Regions from separate parts of the Mus musculus genome. Here region 2 is linked to region 1. The links are chromatin loops, found by intact Hi-C in ENCODE. Cell type or tissue: heart. All regions are shown on one strand. Links, peaks and the distances in the headings refer to the core of each region. The heading gives the core; the rest is flanking DNA.

Evidence for each region. A loop is a pair of places that touch in the nucleus more often than their neighbours do. Peaks named below come from ENCODE experiments on the same cell type or tissue, not always from the same donor. Only the 100,000 strongest peaks of a DNase experiment are listed, where the experiment ranks them.
Region 2: a loop joins it to region 1, with 11 times the contacts of the local background. A loop is called at or near these places in 17 of 42 quality-filtered maps.

The regions. Positions count from the first base shown.
Region 1 is chr3:88,736,573-88,742,189 of GRCm38, reverse strand. No RefSeq gene overlaps it. Among named protein-coding and RNA genes, the nearest start is that of Rit1, 23 kb to the right of the region's middle. In heart, for the core only: a CTCF peak has its summit at 3,333 (motif pointing right); a DNase peak (open chromatin) is centred at 3,349.
Region 2 is chr3:88,674,768-88,680,384 of GRCm38, reverse strand. No RefSeq gene overlaps it. Among named protein-coding and RNA genes, the nearest start is that of Khdc4, 8.2 kb to the left of the region's middle. In heart, for the core only: a CTCF peak has its summit at 2,870 (motif pointing left); a DNase peak (open chromatin) is centred at 2,804; H3K4me3 peaks cover 488 bases; H3K27ac peaks cover 488 bases.

The sequences.
Region 1 (5,617 bases), core at 2,103-4,602:
TTGCTAACGACACACAATTGGTCCGCCTTACATCTTGAAGTTAAGCTCCATATGTCGGGACTCCATAGAGAGAAACTCACCAAAAAACTTCTGGTGGTACGACACAGCGTATTTGGTGCTTTCCTGGACTTGGGCTGATTGACAGACTGACTGAGACAAACTCACACACTGTGACAAGATCCATGGAAGACACATGATGTTTGGAGGGTACAAATAGAACTCACCGGCTATCGTCGGAGGCTGAGCTTGGCTTGCGTGTAGAGCTAACTGGGCAATGCTTGTTGGCCCTGGCCCCTCCTGCTGACTTGTGTGAAGGCTGAGGCCTGGCTGTCTCTGCTAGTTGGTACCACCACTGCTGATTCGTGTTTACTATCCTGACTCTACCCAACAGGACTGCTGGTGTATCCATGAAGTGTTTGCGAGTGGATTGAGCTGCTGCTGCTGCTAACATTGGCCACTTCAGGAAAACACTCTTTCACATGTTTGCCCCAGCAAAACACCATCTAAAACTGCCGCAGACCCTCTGGGCCCCTTGTCTTCGTGGAACGGGATCTCTTAAGCAGATGGGCAAAGAGTCGGATGGGGTGACAGACAGACACACACACAAGAAAGGTGTTGGATCTGAATGTAATGTTCCAGTCAAGCCTCAGACTTTTTATAATACAGAGTAAATTGCAAATCATAACAGAATAAGGCACATTGAATTTTTCCAGGTGCAAAAGGAGTGACTTCAAAAGGAACCAGATGAATGTTTAACACTAGAGATTAGCACAGATGCAAGGGGAGTGATGTCAAAGGGAATTTGTAGGGACCAGATAAATGTTTACACTAGAGATTAGCACCTTCTGCCAGGCAAGAGTTTTACACTTAGTGTTAATAGCACCAGGGTTGTTAACTCTTGACACGCCTCAAGAATAATGTAGTGTCACTGACCCCGAAATTCTCTAGGCCTTGTTTAATTATCTTGTCTGAAGGATCCTCATTACTAGGATAGTGTATTAACTTACTCTTGGTATGGAATGTAGTTTGTAATGAAATTTTTATCTTAGTGAGAATTTTAGTCTCTTACTATAGACAACTGAGTTAATGGCTATGATTTTATTGTAGTGCTTAATTAGTTACTGAATAGGTTAAACTCCTTGCTGCTAACTGGAATTTTGGAACACTGGGAAAGGCTTTAGCTAATTCAGGATACAATCTTAAAAGGCATTTACAATAAGGTAATACTAAATAAAGAGCACGTGGATCCATACACTAGACTAATGCGGGAATGGAAAAATTAATTTTATGGTTTATATAGATTAGGGAGAAAATGCCAGACCCCGGGAAGGGGGTTTCCTTGAAACTCTTTGCTTCATGAACCAGCTTCCCAGCTTTCGCTTTGTCAAGCTGACTCCACCAGAGTGCCGTGACACAAAACAACTGACTTTCCAAAGAACCCTTAAGTTTCCACTTCAGCAGTCTTGCTCTATATTCTATATTCCAGGCTGGTCTGTAACTCACAGTGATCCTCTCACCTTGGCTTTCTGAATCCTGAGGTTACAGCTGGGGAAAATCCCACCTCCTTTTGTTCTTATTTTATTTTCTATTAATTAATTAATTTATAGATTATGTTCTCATTATATAGCCCTGGCTGTCCTGGGACTCTCTATGCAGAATAGGCTGACCTCCAACTCATAGAAATCCTCCTGCTTCTGCTTCTGCCTCCTGAGTACTGGAATTAAAGGTGTGTGTCACCATGCTAATTTTTTTCTAAATATTAATTTTTAAAAAAAGATTTTATTACCTATTATCTATACAGTGTTCTGCCTGTGTGTAGGCCTGCAGGCCAGAAGAGGGCACCAGATCTCATTATAGTTACAAGCCACCACATGGTTGCTGAGACTTGAACTCGGTACCTCTGAAAGGACAGCCAGTGCTCTTAGGCTCTGCGCCATCTCTCCAACCCACCAACTATTTTTTTTTTTAAGGACTGGGTGTTGGCGCTAGAGAGATGGCTCAGCAGTTAAGATCAGTTGTTGCTCTTGCAGAGGATCTGGGTTCAACCACCCATATCCCAGTTTCAGAAGATCCAACATCCTCTTTTGACCTTTGTGGGCACCAGGCACTCTCATGATACAGTCATACACTTGGGAGAAATAGGCAAGGGGATGCTATGAGCTGTCCTCGGCTAGCCTGAGATACAGAATGAGAAGTGAGACTCATCTCTCACAAACATGGCATCCAATTACATAAAGAGGACTGGGTATAGTGTGACAGACTTTTCCTGGGAGATACACAACATACTCACCCAAATAAGGAGCCTACTATACCACTACCAAAGTCCAGGTTGGTGAATCAAAGAATTTTATTCTGGGATTACCTAAGGAGATATGGGTAAGGGATAACTTAACAAGAGCAGAAATGACTGAAAGACAGCTGCATCATCAAAGTCCACCCCAACATGAGAGACAGCTCATGGGTGAAAGCTGGGGACCTGGAGCACAGTGCAGGTGAGCTCTCAGCTAGCCTGAGCTACAGAACAAGAAATAAGACCCATCTCACAAAACCAACAACTAACTCCCAGAGTGATTTCTCCTCTCCTCAAACAAGGTGACATCCCCTAAGTAATTTCTTCAAGGTTAATATCAATTTTCCTTATAGTCCTGGGCTGGACCAATCTCTGTCATAGGGATTTCTGAATCAATTTTGAAAGAGAGGAGGGGTCATTGTGGCTGAAGGACTGCCCTGAGGAGATGTCGAGTCCTTGGGGAAGTAAGCACTGGTGCTGGAGAGGAACAGTGTGTCCCCGGGGTGGGCATGCATGATTGCGGGACACAACCTTGTTTCTTCCTGGACCTCCTGCCTCCCCCCTCGGGATACTTTTCTTGCCCATTCCTTGCCAAAGCCTTCCTAGGAAAGCCCCGACCTGGTCTCAGTGGCGTGCTGACGCTTGTGACTGACAGAGGCAAGCAGCTACTGCGTCAGTCAAAGCCTCAAGAACAGTGGCTTCTGACATGCAAACAGCTCTTCCCCTACTCCACTCTCCTGTTTTGGAGATGGGAGTCTCATTGCAGCAAAGCCAGCCTCTGCTTTGAACCCCTGTCCTTCCTGAGTGCCGGGGCTGCTGGCTTCTTCTGTCCCATGGCCTGGCAGCTATTTTTCTAAAAACAATTTTGAGCACAAAGACTTATAAAATTGATTGCCTCTGTATTTGCAGTCCCAGCACAGGTAAAGTGCTGTCATCTGTGTGCCAACATACACATGGGGAGATTCATGGACAACTTTTGGAAGTTGGTTCTTCTATGTATTTTGTCTGCATCTGTGCACTGTGTATGTGCAGTGCCCGAGGAAGCCAGAAGAGGGCACTGGACCCCTGGAATTGGAGTTCAGAGGGTGGTGAACAGCAATGTGCGGAAAGGATACTGAATTTGGTTCCTCTGAAAGAGTAGCCTCCTAACCTCTGACGCATCTCTCCAGCTCCAGGGAGCTGGTTGTCCCTACCACATAGCAGAAACCTAACTCAAGTTGTCAGGCTTGGCAGGAAGTGCCTTTATCACCAAGCTGGCCTTGTATTTTTCAACCATTTTAATGGTGGAGATTTAAGATACAAACAAACCCTAATGGTGAGATGTGGGAAGCCGTTGCAGAGTGGCAGTTACAGAGTGGCAGTTACAGAGTGGCAGTTGCAGAGTGGCAGTTGGCTACTGCTGGCCACCACGCATAAGTTTGGACAAACAACCAATGTGTACATATGCAGTAAAGTTTTTTGCAAAGACACTGCCTGGCCCGGGCATGATAATGAGGCTTTGAGAGTATAACCAATCAGATGTGAGACATGCAAATGAGGTATGATAATGAGGCTCTGTGAGGTACAGAGAGAGAGAGTAGCCAATCAGATGAGGAACATGCAAATGAGGCATAGTGCATAACCAATCCGGGTGTGAGACACGCCTCTCCTAGGCCTATAAAAGCAGCACCAGTTCTGGGCTCGGGGTCTCTTCGCCTCTGCAATCAAGCTCTCCCAATAAACGTGTGCAGAAGGATCCTGTTGCAGCTGGTCAAGTCCAGCGCGCGCAAGAGTGAGATGACTTTGTATAGCTGCTTGCTGCCAAGGCTGAAGAGTGACCAAATCCCTGGAACCTCATGGTGGAAGCAGACAACTGACTCCCACATGTTGACTCCTGACTTCTATATGCCATGCCAGTCCCACACCTGAAATGATGGATAAGTAAGTGTAATTCAAAAATTAAAAAGGTGAAGGTTGGGGGGGGCATGGAGAGATGGCTCAGAGGTTAAGAGCACTGACCACTTGCTCTCCAAGAGGTTCTGAGTTCAATTCCCAACAACCACATGGTGGCTCACAACCATCTGTAATGGGATCTGATGCCCTCTTCTGGTGTGTCTGAAGACCGCTACAGTATACTCATATAAATAAAAATAAATCTTTTTTTTTAAGTGAATGGGAATTAATGAAAGTGAGATTGTACTCAGACTCTCCACGCCAGTGTCCTCAAGAACATCCCAGGTGACTGCCGTTGTGTAGACGCACTTCCGTCAAGTGTCCTCTCAGACATTTCCAGCCTAGCACTTAGTGACCAATTACTGAGTGGCTGACAGTCGGCTCTCTCCCCATGCCCCTACTCCCAGGGTGGATCCGAATCTCTCATCACATTTATCTGAATCTCTCATCACATTTTGCGTTTCAGAATCAGAATTTTTCACTCCACAGCACAGAAGCAAAGCTTCGAGAATGGTGTGTTGTTGTTGTTGTTGTTGTTGTTCTTCTTCTTCTTCTTCTTCTTCTTGTTCTTCTTCTTCTTCTTCTTCTTCTTCTTCTTCTCTTCTTCTTCTTCTTCTTCTTCTTCTTCTTCTTCTTTTTTTTCTTCAAGACAGGGTTTCTCTGTGTAGCCCTGGCAGTCCTGGAACTCACTCTGTAGACCAGGCTGGCCTCGAACTCAGAGATCTGCCTGCCTCTGCCTCCCAGGTGCTGGGATTAAAGGCGTGCACCACCATGCCCAGCTTGGTGTGTTCCCTTCTAATCCCCGCTGTCAATACTTGCATGCAGCAGGGGCTCAATAACGGCACAAAGGCAATGGACACAGTATCCTCCCAGAAGCTGGTTCAGAGCAAACATAAAAAGCTTCATATTTCCTTTCTTATTCTAAGTCCACGTCTCAAAAGAAGTTTGGCCGAGGGCCAGGCACAGAACTCCCTGGTATAGCACATGCCTAGCATTTGTGAAGCCCTGGGTTTGATCCCTGACACTGATGCAACAAAATGGAGTGGACATTGTGAGGTAGGGGTGTGACTCAGTGGTAGAGAATTTGTGTGAAGTATTTGGGTCCAACTCAAAACTGGGAGTTGTTTAGGGTCATGTGGTAATGGTAATGGGCAGTGCCCCACAAATTTTCTAGAAAAGTGAAAGTGGGTGTGGTCAGGGAGTCTAGGTGAGGCTCTCCAAGTGCTTCTCTGTGTGTACACATTTATTTGTGCAAGGAGTCCGGAGGTCAGCTTTGAGTACCATCCAACCGTGTGTTTTCACACAGGGTCTCTTACTGGCCTACAGCTCTACAAGATGGCTAGGTTAATTGTCCAGCAAGCCCTTAGAACCTGCCTGTTTCTGTCTCATCAGTAC
Region 2 (5,617 bases), core at 1,375-3,874, 61 kb after region 1:
TGCTAGGTGAAAGTCAATATCCTGAGTTACATAGGCAGCTTGAATGCGATAATCACACCTTAGTGCTATGCCTTTTAGCAGTTTTTTTAAATTAGATATTTCCTTCATTTGCATTTCAAATGCTATCCCCTTTCCTAGTTTCCTCTCCGATAGTCCCCTATACCCTCCCCCCCCCCCGCCCGCCCGCCCCTGCACCTTTTAACAGTTTTAAATGCTTGGGACAAGATTGAAGAATCAGGAAAGAGGTCTGAATCATTAACTAAAATTATACAAGGCCTAAAAGAAGCCTTCAATAATTTTTTTTTGCAAAGAATGACTTCAGCTATAAATAGAATAGTGTCAGATTCAGAAGTCAAACAAGTACTAATCAAATCTTTGGCTATTGAAAATGCTAATTCAGGGCCAGGCAGTGGTGGTGCACACCTTTAATCTCAGCACTAGGGAGGCAGAAGCAGGCAGATTTCTGATTTCGAGGCCAGCCTGGTCTACAGAGTTCCAGGATGGCCAGAGCTATACAGAGAAACCCTGTCTCAAAAAGCCAAAAAAGAAAGAAAGAAAGAAAGAAAGAAAGAAAGAAAGAAAGAAAGAAAGAAAGAGGAAAAAAGAAGAGAAAGAAAAGAAAAGAAAAGAAGAGAAGAGAAGAGAAGAGAAGAGAAGAGAAGAGAAGAGAAAATGCTAATTCAGAATGCAGACAGGTGATTAGACCTTTAAAGGCAAGATCAGCACCAATAGAGGAATGGATTAGAGATACAGCTGATATTGGATCTCATGTTTATGGTGCTAATTTGATAGAAGTAATTTCTAGAGGTATTAAGAAAAATCAAAATGGCAGGTGTTTTAATAGTGGTAAGCAAGGTCATTTGAAAAGGGGTTGTAGGGAAAGCATTCCTAGAAACAATGTTTTTTCTAGAGATAATCCAAAAAGAAGGTCCAAGCCTTGTGTTATGCAGAAGACATGGCAAAGGCCAGCATTAGACTAATGAAATGCAGATCAGGGGCTGTAGAGATGGCTCAGTGGTTAAGAGCCCCGACTGCTCTTCCGAAGGTCATGAGTTCAAATCCCAGCAACCACATGATGGCTCACAACCACCCAAAATGAGATCTGTTGCCCTCCTCTGGGATGTCTGAAGACAGCTACAGTGTACTTACATATAATAAATAATTCTTAAAAAAAAAAAAAAAGAAATGTAGATCAACAAGGAATTAAAAAGAGGTACCACCAGGCATGGTGGTGCACGCCTTTAATCCCATCACTTGGGAGGCAGAGGCAGGCGGATTTCTGAGTTTGAGGCCAGCCTGGTCTACAAAGTGAGTTCCAGGACAGCCAGGACTATACAGAGAAGCCCTGTCTCGGAAAAAAAAAGAGGTACCTATTGAACTGTGGGGTCCAGTGGAAAGATCACAACATTTGCCTAACACATGGTTTACTGATGGAACCCACACCAATAGAAATAGCAACCTATTTTTTGGGAGTGGGGTTGGCGTGGGGGTAGGGGCGACCAATACTGAGGAAGGAACCACAAAATTAGTGTAGCACCGTTGGCTATGAGACAAACAACTATGAAAGCAAAAGGAAATCTTCATCATCAATTCATGGTGCATGTGCAATGCTTTAGCTCTATGGTCATCAAAATAGAAACCCACTTGCTGGCAGATAAATGGCAGGGATAGCTGGTTATGGGAGACATGAGTGGACAAAGCAAAACTTGGCAAAGACATCAAATTTTATGTAGCTCATACTGGCAAGAGACAAAACGTCAGGAAATAGCCGGGCATGGTGGCGCACACCTTTAATCCCAGCACTCCGGAGGCAGAGGCAGGCAGATCTCTGAGTTTCAGGACAGCCTGGTCTACAGAGTGAGTTCCAGGACAGCCAGGGCTACACAGAGAAACCCTGTCTCATAAAACAAAAAAACAAAAACAAGTCAGGAAATAATGAGATAGTGGACAAATTGGCATCATGTTTAATTAAGACTAAAATACTAAAATTTGCCAAGGAACAAATTCAGAATGTATCTGTAAGAATGATAGATTGCACATTCAAACAACATGAAAGTTTACCTCTAACACTAAAAAATAAGGAAAATGGAGAACCAGATTAAACCAGGACAACCCTATGAGAATAACTATTATAAGGAATGCATAGCCAGGCAAAGGTTCACACCTTTATTCCCAACGCTAGGGAAGCAAAGACAGGCACATAAAAATTACAGTAATTTAAAATTAAAAGCTGCTGGCAAAAGGCAGGCTAAAATTCAATGTGAATATCCTTCGTGATCTAAGAATAAATACACTTAAACCTGAATTTCTACATAAAGAGATAGGGGAATATAGGTATATTTATCCACACATATTAAGGTATATTTAGTTTCAAATTTTCAAAAGAATTTTTAAAATTTCAAATGAAAGATAATACTTTTTCTGTAGTCAAAACAAAACAACAAAACCATTTTACCCTAGGAAAAATATAACCTGCCAGGAAAGGGTAACCCCCACCCCACCCCAGTTAGTGTTGGGGTGTCTTTTGGTTTTATTTTCCCAGGAGAGTAAAAGCGTCCAACTAAGGAAGCCGAGGGCACTGGACACGCGAAACACCTGAAAAAAAGGACGGATTATCAGGAGAAAAAGTCCTAAGAAAAAAAGTAAATTGGCCAAGTGGTATCACCCACGTCCAGCTGACAGGCCTGAAATCCAGGCTCAGGAGCCGGGACCCCCAAAGGCAGGCCCTTTCCCACCGGACAACCACAAAATTCGGCTGGAAGGAGGGGGGGCGGGTCAGCCGGGCCACAACCGCCCTGCCTTCATTCTTCCTGCCAAGTGGCTGGTCTCCCACTGGCCAATTCCCAAATGTTTGTCTCTGCTGCCCTCTACAGACAGAAGTGACAAAAGGTCTTTACGTGGTCCCGTTTCAATTAAAAATTAAAGCTGACTTTGGGATTGGAACATGGCTTTCACCTTCTCTAAACCAACACATGCTTGTTAAAGGAAAATCCCGAATCCTTGTTTCAGATCAGAAGAGTCACCTGGTATGGGACAGAGGACAACAAACAAACAAACAAACAAACAAACAAAAGGAATTATCCTATTACCATTAATCTCGTAGTCTTTTGATTTTCATTTGACTCTAAAACTTTACTTAAGGTATAAATATTATCCCAAAAACTATAAGATTATTATGTATATGAAACTTTCTATCATGATGCTAGTAGTCATACACGGTACTAACTAATTCTAGAAATAAGCTTTATCTAGCTTCCTGTAGGTGTTAGTGTCTGAAGCAGGTAGCTAGGCACAAAGTTTCTGTACCTCAGCTGTACTTAATTGTGGTCCTCAAACCCTTCGAGATCTGCTGAATATGGTATTTTAAATATTTACATTTTCTACAATAAACAGTGACCATTCCTCACAGTAACCCTGTAGGTCTTCAAGAAGATGATGAGGCCCTGCAACAAAGCCACCTGGATTGTGGTATCGCTAACCACTGGGGCCACAGCCCTTTGCCTCTTCTGCCACCAGCTCTGTGCAAACAGAGGACACCTTTGGGTTGACTGCTGTGCTCTACCCAGCCAGGATTGACAATAAGCTGAAGAACACCACCCAAGATCAGCTTCGGACGACAAACTGCTCAGGACATTCAAATTGCTGAGTTCATATGAAATTGACAGAAACATTTTACAGAAGTCTAGACCCAAACATATTCAATCCTAAAACTGCCAAATACAACCACACTGGACATTGTGGAAAGCTTGGTGGAAATAGTTTCATTGTTGTAAACAGGTCCACTGTGTTAGAGTTAAAACCTTTCTTTTCTTATTTAGACAAAAAGGGGGAAATGTTGCAGGATTATTTGATCACACTGTGTACCCTGAGATGGTGTTATTTACTGGAAAAACCTGTTCCTAATTGTAGTGTGGCTCAGTCTTAACACATGCCTTTAACCAGGAGCTTTCTGCTTGAATATTGCAAACGGGATTAAATAAAGTCAACCATTGACCAAGAGGCAGAGCAAACAACCAGTTGATTGGAAGTGGACATAGGATAATTAAGAAAAAAACAGAGAGAGTAAGAGGGAGTCAGGAGGACAGATGGAGAGACACACAGGAAGTAGAATTGAGGGAGGCTGAGTTTGAAGGAGCTTTGTTTGAGATGGAGATAGAGGGGGATTTCCTGATGGGACATAGGCTGAGGAGAAAGGTCAGCTAGGTGCTTTCTCTCCTTTGAGCTAGCAGGCTTTCACCTTAGCATCTGGGTCCCAAGTCTATTTTTTGGTAAAATCAAACAAATGAGATTTTGTTTAGAAAACAAAAAACAGAGCTGGAGAGATGGCTCAGCGGTTAGGAGCACTGACCGCCTTTCTGGAGGCCTTGATTTCAATTCCCAGCAACCACATGGTGGCTCACAACCATCTATAATGGGATCTGATGCCCTCTTCTGGTGTGTCTGAAGACAACATCAGTGTACTCATATAAATAAAATAAATTAAAAATTAAAAAAACAAACAAACAAACAAAAAAACCAACAAGCAAACAAACAAAAAATACGAGTCATCTCTCCAGACCCTCAAATTTTAGGTTTCGTCCTCAAGACCTGCCTGGGCAACTTACAATACTCACAATGAAGACTAAAGAAGGCTGGGCTTATAGATCAACAGTAGAGTGCTCAAGGCCCTACCTTTAATCTCTAGCAACACCAAGTCACAGAAACCAAAGGCCTTGAGTCAGAAAACTGTTTTGCATCGTTCAGTATCACCACCACATCTGTGCTTCATCCCTGCAGGCAGAGCAGCAGGCTGTCCACAGACGGAAGGTGGGCTCTATAGCTCACTGATTCAGAGAGTTCATTCTATCTTCTCTCGTTTAATTAAGAATAATAAGGGGGTGAAAAGTAGGCATGGTAGCATACTTGTAATCCGAACACTGGTGTGGCTGTGGTAGGAGGCTCAGGAGGCCACTCTGGACAACAAAGCAAAGTCTCCTGTCAAAAATACAACAGAAGTCAGGAGTCAGCTGTAGCACTCTGTCTCAGGAAGATAAACACCTGGCATCTGAAACGAAAACCTACTTAGGACAGGAAAGCTAGGGTTCTCCCAAGTCACAGCCTGGGACGCCCTAAAATGTACGTGGCTCAAGAAAATGCATTCAGCAACAGGATCATACCATTCCAGGGGTTTGGGGTTTGTTTTGTTTTTTATGTTTGTGTTCGTGTGTGTGTGTGTGTGTGTGTGTGTGTGTGTGTGATTCTCTATGTAACCCTGGCTGTCCTGTAACTCACTCTGTAGACCAAAAGTTTGGCTTCAAACTCAAAAGATCTGCCTGCCTCTGCCCCCTGAGTGCTGGGATTAACAGCATGCAGCACCACTGCCCGGCTTCAGAGGTTCTAATAGCCAGGGTTCGGGCTGACGTGTAGGACTTGGGTAGAGTGTGGCTGGAGCAGCCTTGGTGCTCTAACTTTGCAGTTAGGTGTTTCAGTGAAACTGACAGGGAAGGTAGCAACATTGACCTGGCAGTTCCCAGGCCTTTGCTCTGCTCTTCCTGTCACACACACCAGTGGTTTTGCAAGGCTGAGTAGCATTCTAGTGAATAAAGATGCCACAAGTGATTGTTCTACTCACTTCTTG